Linked DNA regions of Homo sapiens: region 1 is linked to region 2. Evidence: chromatin loops called from intact Hi-C (ENCODE). Cell type or tissue: prostate gland. All regions are shown on one strand. Links, peaks and the distances in the headings refer to the core of each region. The heading gives the core; the rest is flanking DNA.

Region 1 (11,130 bases), core at 1,143-9,142, 170 kb before region 2:
CTTGTCTGTCCTGAAGGAAAAAAAATGTGAGTAGGGATATGGGGCAGGTATTTTTTTTTCCATCCTTTTCATCTTGTTTTGTCATTAGCTGAGAAGTAGAATCTAAAAGCAGGCTCTCATATTGTGTTTCTGAGCCTTCTTCAGGACCAGACTCCATCTCTCTCGTTGCTATTCCCATAAACCCAACTGTTCTTATCTTTTTTTTTTTTTCATTTTCATCTGTCTATCACACTCAGTCCACCTGTATCAAAGCCCACAAGGCTGCAAGGTCAGCTGTAAATGATCTTGAAATAGTACACAAAAATATCACCTGAAATGACCAGTACTTCAAAACCCACTGCTAATGCTCAGATATAAACACAGATTGAAGGAGCTTTGAATTCATGCCTTTAGCACCCTGTAGTACCAAATGAACAGGAAGAAAGACGATTTCATGTGCACAGGTAACCAGGAACAAAGATTCAGCCAGATAAATCATCCGGAAGGTCACAGAGCTGAGGGCCTTAGCTGTGGGGGAAGACAGAAAGCAGGACAATGCGAAACTTGTGCTAGAGATTGTTACTGAACTCCGTGTCCTCGACTCTTGTAGAAATTTCTGTGGCACATGGAGCAAGATTTAAATGGAAGGAAATGATGTAAAGGAGGAAGAGAATACCCCTGCCTCGATATATTCATATTGAAGTTCCTCCTTTCAGACCTCTGTGTGCTGGCCCCTTCTCCAAAATTCACTTTGAATTATAACTCAAGGCCACTGGCTGGAATGGAATTAATTCTTAGCCTCCAGCCACCCCTGGAGGCTGTGGGAGCTTGGGAAAACATGCCTTTATGTGATCCTGATCCCCTGCTACTTAGAATGTGCGGTACCACTATCTTCAATTTTTTTGTAGGAACAAGCAACAAAATGAATAACCCTTCAAAGTGGGAAAACAGCCAGGAGAGAAGGGAACAGAGCCCCAGTGAGAGACACAGTTATGCCTCGGTCATTGTGCTCTGTAGACTGAGAATCACCACTTTGTAGCTGTGTGACCTTAGAAAGCAACATCATTTCTTGGAGCCTCAGTTTCCTTTTTTGTAGAAGGATACAATTTCTATTTGATTGAGTTATTGTGAAAATTAGAGATAATACGTATAAAGGGTCAACTGATTAGCAATGAGTCTTCTATTTGTGGAAGCAATTGTGATCATTGTTGTATGTGTCAACTTTTATTACTTATTTCAATCCCTGTCTTCTGAAATATCTTCGTAAGGTAACTAGGTACTGTATATAACCCTTCCTCTGGAGAGAAATGTCAGGAGATTTTGCCCAGTAGTTACTGGATTGGGGTATTTTGACCAACACTTGTAATCAACTGACAAGTATTTCTTAGTCCCCTACCAAATTTAGGATGTGTACCATGTTAGGAATACTATATTTTTTCCCAGGAGACCTGCACATATTGGGTGTTCACACCTTGGTTCCTACTGAGAGTCAAAAATTGGGGTTTTGGGATTTGAAGCAGCTTGAAAACTCATTTGTCAGAGCTCATTAGAGTCAGTATTGATCAGTGACTCTCAGAAGGCTTGGAATGCCCAATCAGAGTTGCAATGCATAGCAAAGAACTCCTGAGTTTCAGGGGATGTCATTTTGTAAGGTTCTGGTGGAAAGACACTGGGATCAAAGGGAACACTGAGGGTCTAGAAATAAGTTCTCCATTTAAATGTCTTATTTTAAATAATGGAAACACACTTCAACATAGTTTCCTTCTTGGAGTTGAAAACTCGATAGTCCTCATAGAAAAGGAAAAAAGTTAAACCTCGTCTTCAAATACCAAACTCAGGTAAAATAACACTCTGCTGTTCATAGATTGTTGATCATTATAAAGATGCAAAATAAAATTCTAAGAGATGTTGGCCTGATGGATGGATATTGCAAGCAAACCTGAAAAAGGAGAAAGTTCTTGATTATTCTGTGTGGCTCACAGGAGTGACCAGAATAGAAGTACCAAGTTAATCTTGAGGAAAATAAGTCCTCAGAAGGGAAGAGCACAGATGTAGCCTTGGTCATTCTGGGAGCTGTATAATTTCAGTCTTGATTGGTGTTTCTCAACCTTGGCACTGTTAATGTTTTGGGTAAATCTTTTTTTTTTTTTTTTTTTTTTGAGACGGAGTCTCGCTCTGTCGCCCAGGCTGGAGTGCAGTGGCGCGATCTCAGCTCACTGCAAGCTCCGCCTCCCGGGTTCACGCCATTCTCCTGTCTCAGCCTCCCGTGTAGCGCCACCACGCCCGGCTAATTTTTGTATTTTTAGTAGAGACGGGGTTTCACCGTTTTAGCCGGGATGGTCTCGATCGCCTGACCTCGTGATCCGCCCGCCTCGGCCTCCCAAAGTGCTGGAATTACAGGCGTGAGCCACCGCGCCCGGCCTTGGGTAAATCTTGTGTCTTACGCTTTATAGGATGCTTAGCAGCATCGCGGCCCCTACCTCCTAGTTGCAAGTAGGACCCCCAGTGCCCCAGATGTGACAAGTAAAAATGTCTTCAGTCACTACCAAATGTCCCCTGGGCATAATACAGTCACTCCCGGTGGAGAACCACTGGTCTAGAACTTCAATTTGGACAGCAAAATCTGGACTTACTTTAGGACCCTGTCACACGCATGGATAAACTACCTGCAATGCTTTATGGCAAAACTTTTAAGAAGGTCAGGGGACATTGGGTTGCCAAGAAGAAATAGAATATTAATAAGAGCATAATTATACACTTTAGTTAATAAAACTAAGCCATCAGGCTAATCAGGAGATAATTGCAGAGTAGTTTACCAAACAATTGTTTTTGGCTATTCACTCAGCATGCATCTTTTGAGCTATGCTCCGTTGTGGTGTTAGTGCTTCTTGTTTGGTTGAAGGGCAATGAAACCATGAGCTGATAAAGTATGCATTTCTAGGTCTACCCCAAGGATGTCTTGGAATGACAAGGTGAGCATTCTTGTGAATATTTATTTATTTATTTACTTATTTGTTTATTTATTTTTGAGATGGAGTCTAGCTCCATCACCCAGGCTGGAGTGCAGTGACACAATCTTGGCTCGCTGCAACCTCCACCTCCGGGGTCCAAGCTATTTTCCTGCTTCAGCCTCTCTAGTAGCTGGGATTACAGGCATTCACCACCATGCCCGGCTAATTTTTGTATTTTTAGTAGAGACGGGGTTTCACCATGTTGGCCAGGCTGGTCTCAAACTCTTGACCTCAAGTGATCCGCACCCCCTCGGCCTCCCAAAGTGCTGGGATTACAGGCGTGAGCCACCACAACCTGGCCCATTTTTGTGAATTCTCATACTATTTACCATGACTGCCCCAACCCCTTTCTTATCTTGAGCACCCCATCCCTATTCCTCTAACTGTCTGATCAAAGAATGAATCAAATATCTGAAGAAATCCAGTTTTCTTTCAAGAAACAATCCAGGGATTCATTAAAACCTGTTGTGGCTATTGTGGGATCACCAAGCTTTCTGGGCTGACATCTTAATGAAGGGAAGAGTAGTGGTTCTTGGAGGCCAGAGCTAACTGCAGGGGCTCCTCGGTCATCCAAGGTGCAGTGTCCTGAATGTTCCTAGGCCAGCAGAGATGACAGGAGTCATTCTGATGACTTCAATGTTTGCATTTTAGATACTGTCAGAGGTGGGATGTGGGGGTGCTCTCCTGGAGGGACGAATATGTGCTGGGTACTGGAAAAAGAAGAATCTGTTTGCCATGAGAATTGAGCGATTGCTTTAAGGACAGCCATCCCTTTAGGGAAAGTCATCTATAGCAGACAAAGGCAGAGTTATTTTTATATTACATGCTTGTAAAGCCAGATTTGAAATTATTTCCTCTGGTGGTTTTTCTTTGAATAGCTGGGGGGTGTCCTACCACTGTTAGGCCCATATTCCGCTGAGAATTAAGAAGGCTGTCTTTCTAGTTCTGAGCACGGAGACTGGGTTATGATGAAGGCTGGTTACAGAGTAAAGTGAAAACCCTTCCATGTGGTTGTGTGTGGGAAAAGGATGGCATAAGTGGGTGGCACAAAAGGAGCGGGGGTGGGGGAGAACCCATTGTACCTTTGCAATATGGAGTTTGTATTCTGTTTCTGCCGACCTTCCTTGTGAGAAGGTTTGGGTATGGAAGGAAAACGCTGGCCTGGGAATCTGAGTAATGATGGAGGGAAGTTCTGTGCAGGTGATTCTGGGTTTATGGAAGGTCAGAGGATTCTCTTACTTTTCCCAATATTATGAGGTGAAGCTCCGCTTAAGGGCGTGCAGTTCGTGTATCTTTCCAGTCCAGCAGACTGATAATGTCTGCAGGTTGGGAGCGCCATGACTGATAGTAGCTGTGCCCGGTGTCTCAAGCATCTTGGAAGTGCTGTTCATTCATCAGGGGCTAGGAGATCCTGAAGGGGAGGGAGTCTGCATGGTTCTGGAGACAGGTAGACATTTTTCTGTTTCTTGTAGAGTTTATCTTCTCCACGGATCCCTGTAGAGGACAGGCTTGCTGACATTCACAGGATAGTAGTCCCAAGCCTGTGGCAAAAGGTATTTTTGGGTATGTCTGGAAAGCAAGGCAACTTGGTGGTTAGGATTGTAGGCTCTGGGCTCAGGGGCTTGGGTTTACATCCTGGACCCACCCCTGGCTTGCCGTGTAACTTTGTGTCAATTTCTTAACCCTTTAAGCCTCAGTTTACTCGTCAATACAATGGAAATTATAAATGGTCCCTCTCCCTTGGGGTTTTGGCAGGGTTAAATAAGATCGCATGTGACAAGTCTGGCCAGTGTGTATTGCACGAGTACTGGGTGCATTCAGCTGTTATGGTGTCAGTGGCATGAGGTACAGAAAGGAATGACTGGATTCCCAATCCCTGTTTTCTATTTAGGGATTTATTTATCCAGTCCCCTTCCCTCTGCAAAAATAGGACATGCTTTCATGCATTTTTTTTCTTTCCCATCATGTCCAACACTTACAGCCTGACCTTTCTCTTCCTTCTGGGTTGGGACGAATCGGTTCCCTGATGTTAACCCCGCAGCATGGCTTCTGGGTTACCAACTCCTGTTTTGCCAATGTGGAAACAGCCACTGTCTGGGTGCCCAGTCCCCCAGCTCTCGTGTGAGCCCTGGCAACCCTGGCTGCCTGCCTGCATGACCGTGTGCTCCAGGCACGTGGCTGTGCCCTGTGGAGCTTGCCCAACGCTGTGTGGTGTGCTGGCTTGCTTTTTTTTTTTTTTTTCCCTCCTCCCCCTCGCTTCCCTTCCCAGGAGAATGACAGCAAGTGCCAGCAAGCAATTGTAATCCTGACCCTGGCATGAGAAAGCTGAGCTCTGGAGGGCAGTTCAGATGCCAGGGAAACCTGTTCTGTCCAACATTCTAGCCAGACCCCAAACCTGGCCCTCTCTCCTGCCTGTCTGCCCAGAGGCCCTGTCTTCTCTGCACTGCTGCGGTGGGCAGGATTCCTGGAGGCCAGCTCCTGCCAAGGGTCTTGGCAGAGTCTTTCCAGTTCAGCACTGTGCCTACCAGACTAGAAAAATAGCAATATAAAGACAGAATTAGGTGGAGGAGAAGGAAAGGGGGTGGGGGAGGTGGGAAGAAAAAAACCCTTGATAACATCCTAATGTAGAAAGCCAGAGGAGGGGAAGACAGCCGTGATTTATTAGGTTTCTCAGAAACCTCTCTTCCAATTAGCACTAATCACTTTTACCCAGGAATCATTTTTTATGTCTCAGCAATGAAAATGGAGGTAAGAGGGAAGGTAGTAGAGAAAGTAATAAGATGAAAAAAAGTAGAAAATAACATATTAGAGAGGTACAGGGCCTGTGTTTGATTCTGTAATGGGTGTGGGTGAGAATATTGGTCACAGCTAATATTGATTATAGTATTTGGCCCTCCCCCAGCAAATGTCTTGTCCTAAAGCTACTAAACCACTGTTTTTCTATAAATTTAAATTTCCCTCAGACTTAGGTGCCTCTGTCTCACCATGCACAATGTCTGTCAGAATGTCCTGTGTTTGAGACACCAGTCTATACGGGCAATATAGCAGTAATGTTTTTTAGAGCACAGAATTGAATAAACAAAACAGCCTGAGTGTGAATCCTGACTTTGCCACTCATTAGCTGCTCACGATCTCAGGCAAGTCATTTAAATGCTCTGAGCTTTCAGTTTCTCATCCGGAACTTTGGAATAATCATTGGACCTGCCTCATAGGACTGTTGAAGGTCATATGAGCCAATGCATGCAGAGTAATTGTCACAGTGCCTCGCACACAGCAAGTGCTTAATAACAGCTGCTGCAAGCAGCACCTTCACCACCATCTAATCTCATTTCCCATGGGAGGACCAAGCGTGGGGCTCAGAAAGAGTCTTGATACTTTTCCCTTCCTAGCTAATTAAGAACACTGGTCAAGAAATTTGGATTTCTCTCCTGCTTCTCTGCCAAGTCTTGCTTGCCCTTCTCTTAGCCTTTGAATTTTAGGTGACCTTGAGTAGCTAACTGTACCCTTTACTCATTCTTCCTGGCTCATGGGATTAAATAAACAAAATGCATTTTGAAGAAGTTTTTTTGTTTGTTTGTTTTTTGAGACAGGGTCATGCTCTGTGGCCCAGGCTAGAGAGCAGTGGCGCGATCATGGTTCACCACAACCTCAACCTCCCAGGCTCAATAGATCCTCCCACCTCAGCCTCCCAAGTAGCTGGGACTACAGGCATGCACCACCACACCTGGCTAATTTTTGTATTTTCTATAGATACAGGGTTTTGTTATGTTTCCCAGGCTGGTCTTGAGCTCCTGAGCTCAAGCAATCCACCGACCTTGGCCTCCCAAAGTGCTGGGATTACAGGTGGAAACCACTGTGCCCTGCCCAAAGAAGTTCTTGATTAGATTTCTTCCATGTCATATTTGCTAATAGATCAGTCAGTTACTGCTACCATTGAATTTTTAACAATAGACATTAATAATTATATTTAAAGGCAATATAGTGACCTTGGGGGTAAGGAAACCATAAAGGTATGTTATGGTGTTTCAGAAGGAGAAGGTTCAGTTTATCCTCCGGCTTGCAAGCAAGACTTTACATAAGCATTCCAGAATAATAATTCCTCCTCTCCCCAAGGGGTTCTTTAATGAGTAAATCCTTAATCTTTCTGAACCTTGATTGTCTCTTCTGCAAAGCAACATCCTTGTTGGGTTTTTGTGAGCTTTCTAAAGCTACTGTGCAAGAAAGATCCAGCTTGGTGCCCTGTACATAGTAGCCAAGCCTTTACCATAAGTCAGTTCAGTTACTTTTCTCTAAGAAATGATACCATGATTAGAAAACAACAGAGGACTTTGGGAGGCTGATGTGGGAGGATTACTTGAAACCAGGAGTTTGAGAGCAGCCTGGGCAACATAGCAAGACCCATCTCTACAAAATATTTTTTTAAAAATATTAGCTGGATATGGTGGCACGTGCCTGTAGTCTTGGCTACTTGGGAGGCTGAGGCAAGAGGATCGCCTGAGCCCAGGAGTTCGAGGCTGCAGTGAGCCTTGATTGCATCATTACACTCCAGCCTGGGTAACAGAGTGCAACCCTGTATCTAAAATTAAAAATTAAAGAGAAAGCAACAGAGGAGGTTTTAGGAGGCGAAGAGCAAGGTGTATGGTCCCAGAAATAGCATCTGTTTTTGCTCTGTGCTTTGGTGTTTTGATTTGTGCACCCTGAGGAAGAGAGACAAGAGTACAATTTGGCTGCTAGTTTCAAGAGACAGTGATTTAGTAGGGAAGATAAGACTTTTAGGCAAAGTGATGAGTGACAGGACAAACTAGCATGTTCTCAGTGTCAAATGACGGGTATATAGAGGCCTCCAATATCTGCTGAAAAGAGGAGGTTGAAAGATTAATCAAGAAAATGAATATAAATAAGGGAGCAGTATAGCCAATAAGAGCTGCCAGACCTCACAGGAAGAAGCCTTTGCTCAAGGCAAAGGTGCCTGGGGCGAGGCTTCTTGGAAGAGTTGTAGCCTGTGATGGGCCCGGAAGGAGGGGTGAGAGAGCCAGATTGGAGAGGTTAATGCCCCACAAAGTTATAGAGGCAGGAATGCCCACAGGGTGTTTTAGGCAACAGGGTGTAGATCCAATTTGGCTGGTGCAGAAAATTCATATGAAGGAGTCAGGGAGATGAGTCAGAGAGGTTGGTGCCAGTCAGGCTGACAACTTCATGAGTACCAGGCTGCAGAGCTTGAACTTTATCCAGTAGGCAATAGGGAGCCATTGAAGGTTTTTCAGCAGGAAAGTGCATGTGAACATTTCCACTTGAGTTCAAGGTTGGATTTGAAACATTTTTAGAAACTTGACAATAGTTTCCTCTGGCAAGCCAGGATTTCCTTATTTTTATTATTTTGAAAATAAATACTCTCCCTTGAACATCAAACAGCTTTTCAAAACACGATGTTCTAATGATCTAGAGAAAGTAATTCAAAAACACAGGGTTTAGGTTTCATTTATAAAACCCATAATTTTGGTGATTGGGGGAAACACTCTTTGGCAAGGAAATAGTTTGAGGGATTTGACTGGTTCAGAATTTAAAAGTCCAAAAGCAGGCCTGGTCTCATAGGAGTAGAAAAATAGATTTTAATAAACCCAACTCATTAACGTTCATCACTTTTAAATGCCTCTATTTTATACAGCTTACTAGGTTTGCAAATAAGTATATTGAACCAGATGTTATGTGTATGTGTGTGTGTGTGTGTGTGTGTGTGTGTGTGTGCGCGCGCATGTGTACGTGGGCATGCGTGCATTTGGGTTTGTGGGTGGGGGTGGGAAGGTTAATGTCTCAGTGATACAAATAGTACCTGATTGTAAGGATTACCTGGGGCAGTAATATCAAGCTAAAAATACTTAGCCAAGTTTCTGGCTAGCTTAAATCAGTTTTACTCCTGGGAAACAAAGGAGTCATTATTACAGTTTTGCATTCTTGAGTCCTGACCTTGTATTTGTGGCTCCCTTCTTCCCTGAAAACAGAACTGTACATCATGCTTAGATATGGGATGTGTGTGTGTGTGTTTCATATTGGGAGTACTAGTAAAGGAAAGGGACATTGTGGGAGGGGATCGGATTGGGGGGGGTTGGACTGCTGAATGTCAAGTGCATGAAATGACTTGCTCAAGCACCCCCTGAAGTGTGCTCTGATATCAAGCCAAGATTTCAGAAGGCTGAAAGAGTTGCCATAACCCAATCTAGTTCACTTAAATAGAAAATAGCTGTCAAGGTGGGCAATTTCACCTCCAGCTACATAGAGTAGACAATTACAGGAGTGTTGGCAGAATCGAGTGTCTGCTGGGGGAGAAACTATAGTATTTGTTTCTGTTAAATTGGCTTGTGGTGGGTACAGACTCCATGACCGAATGTGGAAATTCCTAAAATGTTGGTTTTCCTTCTTTTCTGACTTTTACAAACTAATGTTACTCTCTTAACTCACTACCCATCCAATCTCATTTTCTTTCCTGAAAAACTACACAGCTCCCCTGTCACACAGGGTTCGTAAAAGTTTCGTTTTTAGAAGTTTAATCTGGGATTTGTTTCCTTAATGATCTTTGGAAGAATGCTTTGGAATTTGAGGTCTTATAATGAGACATGGCTTGTGGCTATTAAACCCTGTTGCCTCTCAAATTTTGCCTGGGAGACCCTAGATTCCTAAAAACAATGAGTGCATGCTACAGAAAGATGCTTCAGGGAGCTACAACACTAAATCATCTGTGACAAAATGTTCTCTTAGAAAGTGGAATTGCATAAATGGATCAGCAGAAATAAATGCTTTGGCAGAAATTCCTTGAGTGGGGAAGAGCAATGCTTTCTTTTCTAATTAGCTCTGGGTAACAGTCTGCTGTGGTGTCTTTGCTGTGGAACCCAGGCATGGACAGTAGAGCAGGAAAGTCTCATCACTGCTCTCTAAGTGCTTCTGCACTTAATGGAAAGAGTTAAGCACGCCTGTCCATTTGTACCCAATAAATGCCTCTTGAATTGATTTGAGTGGCGAAGGTTTGTTTGGGGGAAGGATGCCACCAGGCCCTGACCAATGGGAATCAATGCAGCAAACCAGATGAACAAGATCATCTAGATATGCAGTAATCAGATTACCCAGAACAGAAATCTCAATACCCCAAGATATGAGGGGTTATTTTAAGGATAGTGGCAAACAGTTAAACTCAGCCTGCCCTGAGGATTGAGCAGAAGACTGAATTCACCTTAGTCATTATGATGTGGGCTGAGTTAGTAACACTGAAGGAGACCATGCAGGCTTTTACTAGAGAACTATGAAAACAGGACAGAGATCTCAGATCCAATTAGTACTGGATCAAAATAGTATTGTTTTTAAAAGGCCAAAGGCCATTGAAAGATTTATAGAGGAAAGAGTAAGTAATATAAAATGTAAAGATGGAAATAAAGCCTTGAAAGAGTTCCTGAAGACAAGAAGAGAGAAATTTGCAGAACTGACCTTGTAAGAATTTCATAAAATTCATTTCATTATGATTGATTTCTTTGTATTAGTACACCTTCCTGGGGAAGTGAGTATCTTTTTTCCTCATAAAATCTAAAGCATGTTTATTTCAAATGGGCAGTGACAACTAAATGATTTAAAAATAATATTTATATTCATGTCAAAAAAGTTATTTTTAACATTATAAGTGAAATTTACCCAAACATAGTAGGCCAGATAATGATATTTAGTTATTGGCTTCCTGGAAGACTGATGACAGGAAGATTCAGTATTACACAAACTAGGTATAAAGAAGCAATTTAGGTCTACTTATTTTATTTCTCCTTTGAACCTCTCACTTGCCTGACAGTAGCATTGCATTGATTGAGATTTTATGATCATTTTATCTTGAATTGGTTAAACTAAAATTTATATCTTTGTCTTCTTTATAAAGAAAGATATTACTAGCTGGGCACAGTGGCTCACACCTGTAATCCCAGTGCTTTGGGTGGCCAAGGTGGGAAGATCACTTGAGGCCAAGAGTTCAAGACCAACCTGGGTAACCGAGTGAGACCCCATCTCTACATTATATATATATATTTTTAATTTAAAAAGAAAAAATATTACCAAACAGATTAATTATGCAAACATAATTTTGGGACACAGAGTTAACTTGAGGACAAAA
Region 2 (11,130 bases), core at 1,415-9,414:
CTAAGTTACCATTTATCAGATGCCAAGCAATAAGCTTGCTTATTTCATCCTCACAGTAGCCTTATGAGGTTGGAGTTATTAGCTTAATTCTGAAGATGACAAAACAGAGACTCAGGGAGGTTAAGACGATTTCCTAAGGCCCCACAGCAAGCAAGGGATCAAGCGGTGATTCCAACCTTGGTTTTCTGACTTCAAAGGTTTTCTGATTTTCCATTACACCAGCATTTCCCAATGTGTATTCCTCAGAACAGATGTTAATAGGTGTTACATAAAAGAGAGAACAAAGACTGTCAAAAGGCTTTTGGAAATCTTGCGTTAAACATAAACAAGTTGTCTTACAGTAGTTCTTCTCAGAACCCTTAACATGCTAACACACAGCGTGACTCTGCAAGAGAGATATTAATGTGCATTACTTCCCAACCTCATTTAAAACAGAATTGCTTTGTTGCAGCTGATGATGCATTGGGACATGATGCATGGCCCTGATCAGTCTCCTTCTGAAGGCTCTTTCCATGGGAAAATTGAAGATGGGATAATTCTCCTTTAAAATGTGCAGTCCTTAAGGAGTCTGACAACTCCTTGACGCTCCTCCACTTTCTCTCTTGCCAGGAAGGAAACTTTCACAGGGCTTTCTTACATAAGGAATGGAATGTAGAGTTTACACTTTGTTGCCTTTGGTCCTGATTTAGAAATAACCAGTGCAGGATGTCCTGGTTGGAGGATGGGGATAGAGAAGCGGGTTAGCCTCTGAGCAAGCCTTGCACTATCATGCTGGTATAAGGAGGCCTTTCCACATCCCCATCCAAGCTTTGCCATGGCCAGGTCCCCATTTCCCATAGCTGATGTTCTGGATGGGGGTTGTCAGGGACTCCCTCTGCACCAGAGGCTCTGGTTTTAGTGCTACATCTTGAAGTTGACATGTATACTGTATATAATTTAAAAACTTACAATGACAACAAACAATACTGGCAACTTTAAATCCCCTCTAAAGAAGGTTGGAGATGCCTCCATTGGGAATATTTTTTAGTGTTTTATTTTAGGTTAGTTTGTCTGTAAAATAAAGATGAAAAATCAATCACAATGCAAAGTTACTTTTGCTAAAAACCTTTTCTTTAGCGAGAAAATGCTGAGGACGGGCAGAGGGTGGGCAGGCAGATGGGAGTACAGCCTTCTGCTCTGCGGCTGGGCTTATTACCCAGGTCTGCGGGTCGCCTGCACCGCAATTTGCCTCCAGGCAAACTTCCACCTGAAATGTAGGGTAATCGAGGCCTGCCCGGAACTTGTGGAAATCAAACCAAGGGCTCAGTTTCAACAATTCTGGTAGAGGATTAGAATCCATGTCAACTCTGTTACCAGAAGGATGGCCTTGAGTGTACGATGTCCAGGTTCTTGGCGTTTTGAACAAAGAACTGGACAAAATGCAAAGCAAAGTAACGAAGATGACACAGGAACAAAGAGGCAAAAACAGGAATTTATTAAAGCGAGAAAGCACTCCACAGGGTGGGGGTGGGCCGGAGCAAGCGGCTCAAGGGCCTGGTTACAAAGTTTTCTGGGTTTTAAGTGTGCCTTTTGAGGTTCTTATCCATTACCCCTTATCTGGATGAAGGATTTGGTCCGTGGCTAATTAAAGGCTGAGGTGAATTGGTTCTCTGTGCAGATGAAGGGATTGTCCCTGCTTGGCCTGAGGCCAATCCAAGGCACTCTCCCTTTACGTCTGAGACGTGGTGGAAGAAGGAGGGTTGTAGGGAGAGTAACCTTTGACCCTTTGCTACTGGGGCTTGGGGAGATGGGGTTTTACCTTTTGGTTTAGCTTTATGAAGTTTGCATTAATTAGCCTTAGGGTCCCTGCCCCCAGACCCAGGTGTTTTCCTTTTGATCCACCTTTGGGAAGTCAGCATGGATTGACCTTAGACTCCCTGCCCCCAGACCTTTGTGTTTTCTCTTTTAGAAAGTCAGCACAAATTGGCCTCAGATTCCCTGCCCCCAAACCTTGGTGTTTTTCCTTCATTCAACACGAATTGGCCTTAAGTTCTCCATCTCCAGACCCTATTCTCCTGCCTCTTAACCACGGAAAGGTGCTGGCCTGGTCACTTGCTAATCTTAGGATGGAAAGACTCTTTGTTGGGTATGATTTTGGAGACTGAACAGATTTAAGCAGAATTCTTGTGCACCCCCCTCACCAATCTCACTTCTGCTAACATGTAGGTAGTTGAAGATTTACAGAGTGTATTTCCTACTCTTGGTGGAAAATGAAATTCAGGAAGTGAAGGTTGAGACTTGAACTTAGCATGCCAATCCTGACCATTTCTGGCCTGAGGGATGACTCACCCTTTAAAGTTTCCCCAAATGTCCCCCTGCTCCAACCCTGAACGTCCTGCCTCAGATCACAAGGGGTCTCAGCACTTGGTTACCAGATGAACAGACTCCTAGGGTGGAAGGAAGGCAGGGAGCAGCTATGGGGGATACTTTTAAAGTAAGACCATATAAAACTTTAGAAGGAAAGTGATTTGCCCAGCCTTGAGAGACTTTCTTTAAAAAATTCATAATTGAATAAAATAGAACAGATTGGTTGTGAAACCGATTATTTTGAGTGCTGGTTACAGCAAGTCTAAGTTGGAAAAGATCTTATAATTTTGTGAAACTCTTAATTTCACAAGAGAAGGGCCCAGAGAGGTAAAAATTATGTCTCTTAGGCCCCACAGTCGTTAATTGTAGAGGATTGAACAAATGTCTAGATATACTCAGACCACTTGACTGCTTCCCCTTCCTACCATCAAAACAAAATGAACTGACCCCTCAATCAAAAACTGAGATATATTCTGGTAGGAATGACATCATTTTATTATTATAAAACTTCCTAAAAGGTGGAGTTTCAGCAATAGCAGTAACTGCATTAATGAATATTTAAGAAGTAATAAAGGGAAGGCTTGAATTGTGTGAACCACGAAAGCACTAAATAATCTAGAATTCAGGTAGGGGTTTTTGATTATAAGCTTGCATCAGGTCTGTTTTTGGCATTTCTTGGAAATGAAGTAATTCACTGCAGGCTTGTCAAGAATTGGTCTTGGGGCCGGGCGCGGTGGCTGATGCCTCTAATCCCAGCACTTTGGGAGGCCGAGGCAGGTGGATCACCTGAGGTCAGGAGTTCGAGATCAGCCCGGCCAACATGGCAAAACCTCATCTCTACTAAAAAATACAAAAATTAGCAGGCGTGATGGCGTGCACTTGTAATTCCAGCTACTTGGGAGGCTGAAGCAGAAGAATTGCTTGAACTCAGAAGGCAGAAGTTGCAGTGAGCCAAGATTGCACCACTGGACTCCAGCCTGGGCAACAGAATGAGACTCTGTCTCAAAAAAAAAAAAAAAAAAATTGCTCTTGACATGGTCTCATGTTCTCTGCTTGAGAAATCTCCATTATATAATGGAATATTTTGAGTAGCAAGGCAAAGTGACTAGGAATGACAGCTTGCTTCAACTGCTGTCTGATCCAGGGCAAGCTTTTCAGTTTCTTCATCACTGAAGTGAGAAGAATATTACTGACTATCTCATAGAGCTGTGGAGATTAAATGAGTTGCTAATATAATGTCTTAACAGCCCTGCCTGGCACTAGTACACACTCTGTAAAGATTAGCTGTTATTATTACCAAGAAAGGTTGCAGTACTTAAACTTTCTTAAGTGGTCTTTTGATAAAGATCCCCAGGACATGGTAAGAAAAAGGACGGTTAGTCTCTGTATGTAATGGTGATAGACAGGGAAACAACAACCACAAGAAAATCTCAGATCAGTGATTTCTGTTGGAGACCAGATTATTCAGTACCGAGACTGGAAAGAAGGAGTGTCTCTCCTATCAGGTTTGGGGTTAAAGTTTCAAATTGTAATTCAATTCATTAAAACATTGCCAAATATGGCTATTGGACAGGTATTGTGCCAAATACCCAGGAATGGGAGACAAGGATGGTGAGCTTACACACTACAGTCTAGTGACCTGGAAAATTCCATGACACTGGCTGAAGGGAATCACTCTATTTACTCTCGTTATTGCTGTTATTTGTAAGCTTCCAGAGCTTTATTTATTTTTCTTTTAGTTCTTTAATTATTCTCAAAGTTCAAACAGAGTTAGATCCACAGGATAAAACAGCAGATAAGGCCATCTACAGAAGGGACTTACGAGGATGTGGCTAGATAATATTCAATGAGTGATGTGTTAACATTCTTTCCACCCATCCAGTTGTCATCTGAAAAACAACCTCAGGTCAGGAAATTAGCTCAGGGTAGACATGAGAAGCTAAGGTTTCTTCATAGGAGGTTTTTGCTTTGTCTGGAGATCAGTATTATCACTACTAATTTTTTCCTCCTATATGATAATTTATCACATGTCACACAGATGGGCTCAAACCCTGGCTTCCCCTAATAGTGGCTATGAGGCTTGAGACAATCAGTCTCTCAGTTTCCATATCCTTTTATTTTATTATAGTAAAATATACATAACATAAAATTTATCATTTTAACCATTTTTTTTTCTTCTTTGAGATGGACTCTTGCTCTGTCGCCCAGGCTGGAGTGCAGTGGCGCGATCTCAGCTCACTGCAAGCTCCGCCTCCTGGGTTCACACCATTCTCCTGCCTCAGCCTCCCGAGTAGCAGGGACTACAGGTGTCCGCCACCACGCCCGGCTAATTTTTTTGTATTTTTAGTAGAGACGGGGTTTCACCGTGTTAGCCAGGATGGTCTCAATCTCCTGACCTCGTGATCCGCCCGCCTCGGCCTCCCAAAGTGCTGGGATTACAGGCTTGAGCCACTGCACCCAGCCCATTTTAACCATTTTTAAGTGTACGGTTCAGTAGCATTAAGAACATTCGCAATGTTGTACAACCATCATCACTATCCATTTCCAGAACTGGTTCATCATCCCAAGCAGAAACTCTGTGCCCATTGAATGATAACTTCCATTCCCCTCCATGTGGCCCCTGGTAATCACTACTCTACTTTCTGTCTCTATAAAACTTGCCTGTTCTAGGTACCTCATGTAAGTGGAATCATATAATATTTCTCCTTTTGTATATCGTTCATTTCATTTAGCATAATGTCTTAAGGTTCATCCATGTTGCAGCATGTATCAGAATTTCATTCCTTTCTAAGACTGAATAATCTTTCATTATATATATATATATATATCACATTTTCTTTATCCGTTCATCTATCAATGGACATTTCAGTTGTTTCCACCTTTTGGCTATTATGTTCATATCTGTTAAAGGGGATGTAATATCTATTTCACAGATTGTTGTGAGGGTAAGATAACCAGGAAAAGGCCTGGTATATAGTAGGTGCTCAGTTAATGCTATGTTTTTTTCTCCCTGGCATAAGTTATTTATTTATTTATTTATTTATTTATTTATTTTATTTATTTTTGAGATGGAGTCTTGCTCTATTGCCCAGGCTGGAGTGCAGTGGGGCAATCTCGGCTCACTGCAAGCTCCGCCTCCCGGGTTCACGCCATTCTCCTGCCTCAGCCTCCCAAGTAGCTGGGACTACAGGTGCCCGCCACCACGCCTGCCTAATTTTTTTGTATTTTTAGTAGAGACAGGGTTTCACCGTGTTAGCCAGGATGGTCTCGATCTCCTGACCTCGTGATCCACCCGCCTCGGGCTCCCAAAGTGCTGGGATTACAGGCTTGAGCCACCACGCCTGGCCAAAAGTTCTTATATTTCCTTTAAGGCCCAAGTAAAGGAGTGTGATGAAAGGGACCGGATAATTCTTTTCCTATTTCTGTGCCTCTTTTGATTTCTCTGTTATAACTTCTCTAATTAATGCTTGGCTCTTCAAATTATTTACGGGAGGAAGTATTCCAGAGGATATGGTCGGGTGTTGGGAGGGGGAGGTGGGGGAGATGGGCAGGATGAGGGTAGAAGACAGAAACAGACATCCAGTTAGTTATATGTTGCTAAGCCTAAGAATATTTGCTGGCTGAAGGATCTGTTAACTTTTTCCAAAACGGTAATAGTGCTTACTGCAGAGATAGCGATCTTTGAAACTTGACCCTCCTTATTGCAAAAGCCCCAAGTGTTCAGATCTGGGCCATCAGGACTGGAAAATGAAGATGTTTTACCTCACTTCATCCTTTTCTTCTTCTAGGGCAGCTACTTCATGCCAATATGCAGTAGGATAGGGCAAAAGGTTGTGTTTTTCTTCTGTAACTTAAAGGAAATAATGTATTTCAAAGGATCCTGAGAAAGACCATATTTATTCTTGAATTCTTGTGGAATGTAAGTGGTATAAGGGCTTCTGGGGAAGCCAACTGTAGTAAGTCCCTCTCTTTAGAAAGCAAATGTCTAGACAGCTGGAGGGACCTGTCTATCCAGGGTCATAAACAAGTTGGTTTAGAGTAGGGACTAAAATCTTGATCACTTTACATCTAGCTAAGTATGTTCTTTTGTGCCTTACAGATCAACTGGTGTAAAGCTGATTTTCCAAACTTCGAGTTTTAAGGGAAATGGATAGGATACTCTTTTTTAAAATTATTTTTATTATTTTATGACAGAGTCTTGCTCTGACGCCCAGGCTGGAGTGCAGTGGCGCAATCTAGGCTCACTGCAACCTCCACCTCCCCAGTTCAAGTGATTCTCGTGCTTCGGCCTCCCAAATAGCTGGGACTACAGAATCATGCTGCCACGCCCAGCTCATTTTTTTGTATCTTTAGTAGAGAGGGGGTTTCGCCATGTTGGCTAGGCTGGCCTGGAACTCCTGACATCAAGTGACCTGCCCGCCTTGGTCTCCCAAAATGCTGGGATTACAGGAGTGAGGCACTGCGCCTGGCCCAGGATACTCTTACTAAAGGGTTTCTGGAAGTTTCTTTTGGGAGCAGCACTCATTGAGTAACCGTCTACTCTGTGCAAAGCCCAATATTGAGCACTATGAAGGAGAAATGAAAGAAACAAAAGTCATGGAATAGGGACCCTGGAAAAAGGAAAAATGGATACCTGAAAATATTATGCGGGTTTATTTGGGTTGGGGTGATCACTGATAGATAGATGCAATGGATTGAAGGATGATCCCCCAAAAGACACGCCCATGTCCTTATCTCCAGAAACTGTGACTATTATTTTATGTTGTAAAATATTGAACATGACTTTATATGACATAAGATATGATTAAGTTAAATCTTGACAGTAGGAGTTTTTCCTGGAGTACCCAGATGGACCCTAAATGCAATCACAAGTATGAAGAGAGGCAGGAGAAGTTTTGAGAGAGAAGAAGAGGCAGCAGTATGACCAGGTAGGTTAAGATTTCAGTGATGTGATCACAAGCCAAGGAACTCCTGGAACCACCAAAAGGTAGAAGAGGCAAGCAATAGATTTTCTCCTGCAGCCTTCGGAGGGAGTACAGCCCCTCTGACACCTTGATTTCATACTCCTGGCTTCTAGAATATGAAAGAAAAAAAATTTCTGTTGTTTTAAGACACTCATTGTGTGCTAAATTGTTACAGCAGTCAAGTGAAAACTAACAGCATATCTAATCTTTGACCTTTTACATTTCCTCGTTGCTTTCTCTCAAGGGGTGTGGGGCAAATTCCTTATTCTTTTCTATCTAGTTCTGCTGCCATCAGAAGCATAGAACATGGATCTCACAGTGTTGCAAGTAGATCACTTAGTCTCCTTTGGTTTCATTTCACAGAGAACATGGTGGAGGCTCAGAGAAGTGAAGCGACTTGCCCACATTTACACAGTTGCTGAGTGTGAGCCCAGACGTGGAACCCGGGTGCAATACCCAGATAGTACTCCTTGCTTTCTGCTTACAGCCTAGAGAGAGGGAACTTGCAGCTGAGTTAGGAGACAGAGGCTCACAAGCACAAGGCAATACTGGCAGAGCGTAGACAACAGGTTTAGGCACCCGTGAGTCTACACAGTAACACTGGAGAGTCCACCAACTTTACCTCCAAGAAGACATCTCTAATCTGCCCACTTCTTTCCATCTCCTTTGCCAGCAACTCTCTGCTTAAAGATCCATAGTGGCTTCTTTTTTTTTTGAGACGGAGTCTCGCTCTGTCACCGAGGCTGAAGTGCAGTGGCACGATCATGGCTCACTGCAACCTCCGCCTCCCGAGTTCAAGCAATTCTCCTGCCTCAGCCTCTTGAGTAGCTGGAATTACAGGCATGCGCCACCACGCCTGGCTAATTTTTGTATTTTTAGTAGATATGGGGTTTCACCATGTTGGTCAGGCTGGTCTCGAACTCCTGACCTCATAATCCGCTCTCCTCAGCCTCCCAAAGTGCTGGGATTACAGGTGTGAGCCACTGTGCCCAGCCCCTAATGGCTTCTTATCATCCATAGACTAAGACCCTAATTCCAGATGGTGGCATAACAGGACCCTATATGATCCAATACTCGCACCTTCTCCAACCTCATTTTCTACCAGTGTCTCCATCCATCACCCTCCTTCAGCACCTCCAGCTGGCTGACCTTGGGTTGCCCTTGAAGCAGGCCAAGATCTTTCTTGTCTTTGTGTCTTTGCACTTGCTCTTGTCTGCCTGGAATACTTTCCCCATGGCTCTTCCTGTGGCTGACTTATGTTTTATCTTCAAGTTCCAGCTCACATAGCTCCCCACAGAGGCTTTGAAGTGGCTGTTTCCTCCATATGTTTCTTATCACAGGCTGAAACAGTCTTGTTTATTTGTTGAGTGTCTTCTCTTGTCACTAGATTAAAAATGCTATGAAAATTCTTGAGAAAGATACACCCTCTTTGTACCTGGCACAGTGCCTGACAGTGTAGGTACTTAATAAATATCTGTTGAATGAATGAATTTACCAGTTTTCCTAAACTGGGCTACCTAAGGAATTTACTATATATTTCCTGCACAAAAGATTTAAGACTCTTTCTTTCCTCCTGAACAATGCATATCAAAGTCTCTGAAAAATTCTAAAGAAAACTAAATTTAGACTGTATGCAGGGGCTGATGCCTGTAATCCTAGCATTTTGGGAGGCCAAGGCAGGAGGACCACTTGAGGCCAGGAGTTCGAGACCAGTCTGGGCAGCATAGTGAGACCTTGTCGCCACAAAAAATAAAAAGATTTTAAAAATTAGACAGGCAAGGTGGTGGGTGCCCTCAGCAACTTGGGAGGCTGAGGAGGGAGGATCACTTGAGCCCAGGAGTTTGAGGCTGCAGTAAGCTATGATTGGGCCACTGTACTCCAGCCTGGGTGACAGCATAAGACTCAATCTCTACAAAAAAAAAAAAAAAAAAAAAAGGAAACACTTTTAATAAGCCTGGCATATTTGACCCACATATGGTTTTAATAAGCCCAAGTGTATTTGGCCATACATCCTATTGTTCAGGAGTTTGTGTAAATGTTCCTGAATATAGATGTTCCCCAGAACAGTTAGAGAACTCTTGGTGTAGAAACTGGTAACAGCTGAATCCAGTTAAATCACCAGTTCATTTGAAAATATCCAGTTGACTCCAGGCAGCAGTATGTGTGTATACACACAGTTTCGTGTATATAAACAGCAGAGTGAAGTTGCTAACAGAGCTGGGGTAGTGATAGTGATAGGGGAGGAAAACTCATAGGGCTGGAGAGGTGGGGGATTATGACCTCGGCCATGGATTTCAAATTCTGTCTGGAGGTAACTTAGAGTGGAGCAAGTTCTCAGCTTCTCAAGGGGAGTTTGACCGTGAGTCTGGACAAATCAAGAGCTTGCCATGAACAGCACACAGAAAGATCCAGCTCTGCTGCCTCCACGTGCTCTGCTCACATAGTGGCCATCCTGTTCCAGAAAATGGGCTTTGTCATCACTTGGCTCACATCCTGTCTCTGGGTGACCTGAGAGTGACCTATAAATGTTTGACTTTGCTTTCTAATAGAAAAAATAATGCTGTCAGTCGTTGCTGTATATTTTGGGTACTCTCCTCCTCTGTAAATTGTGTCTTTCCTTAGACATATAATTCCAGTGACAACAAAGCCATTAGGTCAACACTCACTAAATAAATTTTTTAAAAACCCAACACTTTGATAGAGAGGGAAGTAAGATGCTCAGTGATCTAAGTCTCCATAGGGAGGGCTAGGAATGGGTGGCTGTGTTTGGACACTCTTACCACATCCTTTTCTCTGAAGTACACCACCTGGGCAGTTCCTTAGAATGTGAGACCACGGGCTGGGTGTGGTTGGCTCATGCCCATAATCCCAGCACTTAGGGAGGCTGAGGCAGAAAGATCACTTGAGCCCAGGAGTTCAAGGCCAGCCTGGACAACATAATGACACTCTATCCCCAACACACAACAAAATTTTTAAATTAGCCAGGCCTGGTGGTAAACACCTGTAGTCCCAAGCCACTTGCAAGACTGAGGCGGGAAGATGGCTTGAGCCCAGGAGTTTGAGGCTGCAGTGAGCTATGATCAAGCCGCTGTACCCCAGCCTGGGTGACATAAATAAGTAAGTAAATAAATAAATAAATAAAAAGTGAACCCATGCAGTTAGGTTTTGAAGCATTTAGGTTACTCCTGTTTTCTACTCTTCTGCCTTCCTTTCACGTTTAAAGGCCTGCAAACCATATAAATCATCCCATAGGTTTCTTGGCAAGTTCAGCACTGATCCAAATAAAATATACCAGGATCTTTGTTCTGGGAATGGCAGTAACGATTTCCAGGTTGTTTTTAAAAATAATAGTGTATTTTTAAACTTTTTATTCAAGTATAACATATATGCCAAAAGTGCACATATCATTGGTGTACATAGAGTGGATTCTTAGAAGTTGAACACACGCTAATAACTAGCACTGAGAACAAGAATCAGAACATTACCAGATCCCCTGGAAGCCCCTACTGTTCCCTCCCACCCCTGCAGGTAGGAATACACCACAATTTATTTATTAGTTCTACTATTAATGGGAGATTCCCAGGTTTTAACAGTAAAATAGATATTTAGAGTAGTTGGGTCAAGACTAAGTAGGGCAGTGGGATAGATCTTCATTGGGTGATGTCTGAAATAACTTAGTGTTTTCCCCTTTTGAGGATTAGTAGCAGAACTCTCTGATTCTCTAGGAAATATCTACCTGCATGGCAGCATGGGAATTTGCAGTCTGGTCTGACTCCATTAGTTCTCTGTGCATAGAAATGTCAGGCTGGAAGGGGATCAG

Evidence for each region. A loop is a pair of places that touch in the nucleus more often than their neighbours do. Peaks named below come from ENCODE experiments on the same cell type or tissue, not always from the same donor. Only the 100,000 strongest peaks of a DNase experiment are listed, where the experiment ranks them.
Region 1: a loop joins it to region 2, with 4 times the contacts of the local background. A loop is called at or near these places in 2 of 110 quality-filtered maps.

The regions. Positions count from the first base shown.
Region 1 is chr17:55,268,541-55,279,670 of GRCh38, forward strand. All of the region lies in intron 2 of HLF (HLF transcription factor, PAR bZIP family member), which reads left to right. Among named protein-coding and RNA genes, the nearest start is that of HLF, 9.1 kb to the left of the region's middle. In prostate gland, for the core only: no CTCF peak of the experiment used is centred there; DNase peaks (open chromatin) are centred at 5,281 and 8,101; H3K27ac peaks cover 5,477 bases.
Region 2 is chr17:55,442,880-55,454,009 of GRCh38, forward strand. It overlaps SMIM36 (small integral membrane protein 36), which reads right to left. Exons shown (of 5, transcript NM_001395421.2): 5 at 6,977-7,419. Among named protein-coding and RNA genes, the nearest start is that of MMD, 27 kb to the left of the region's middle. In prostate gland, for the core only: no CTCF peak of the experiment used is centred there; a DNase peak (open chromatin) is centred at 6,042; H3K27ac peaks cover 1,361 bases.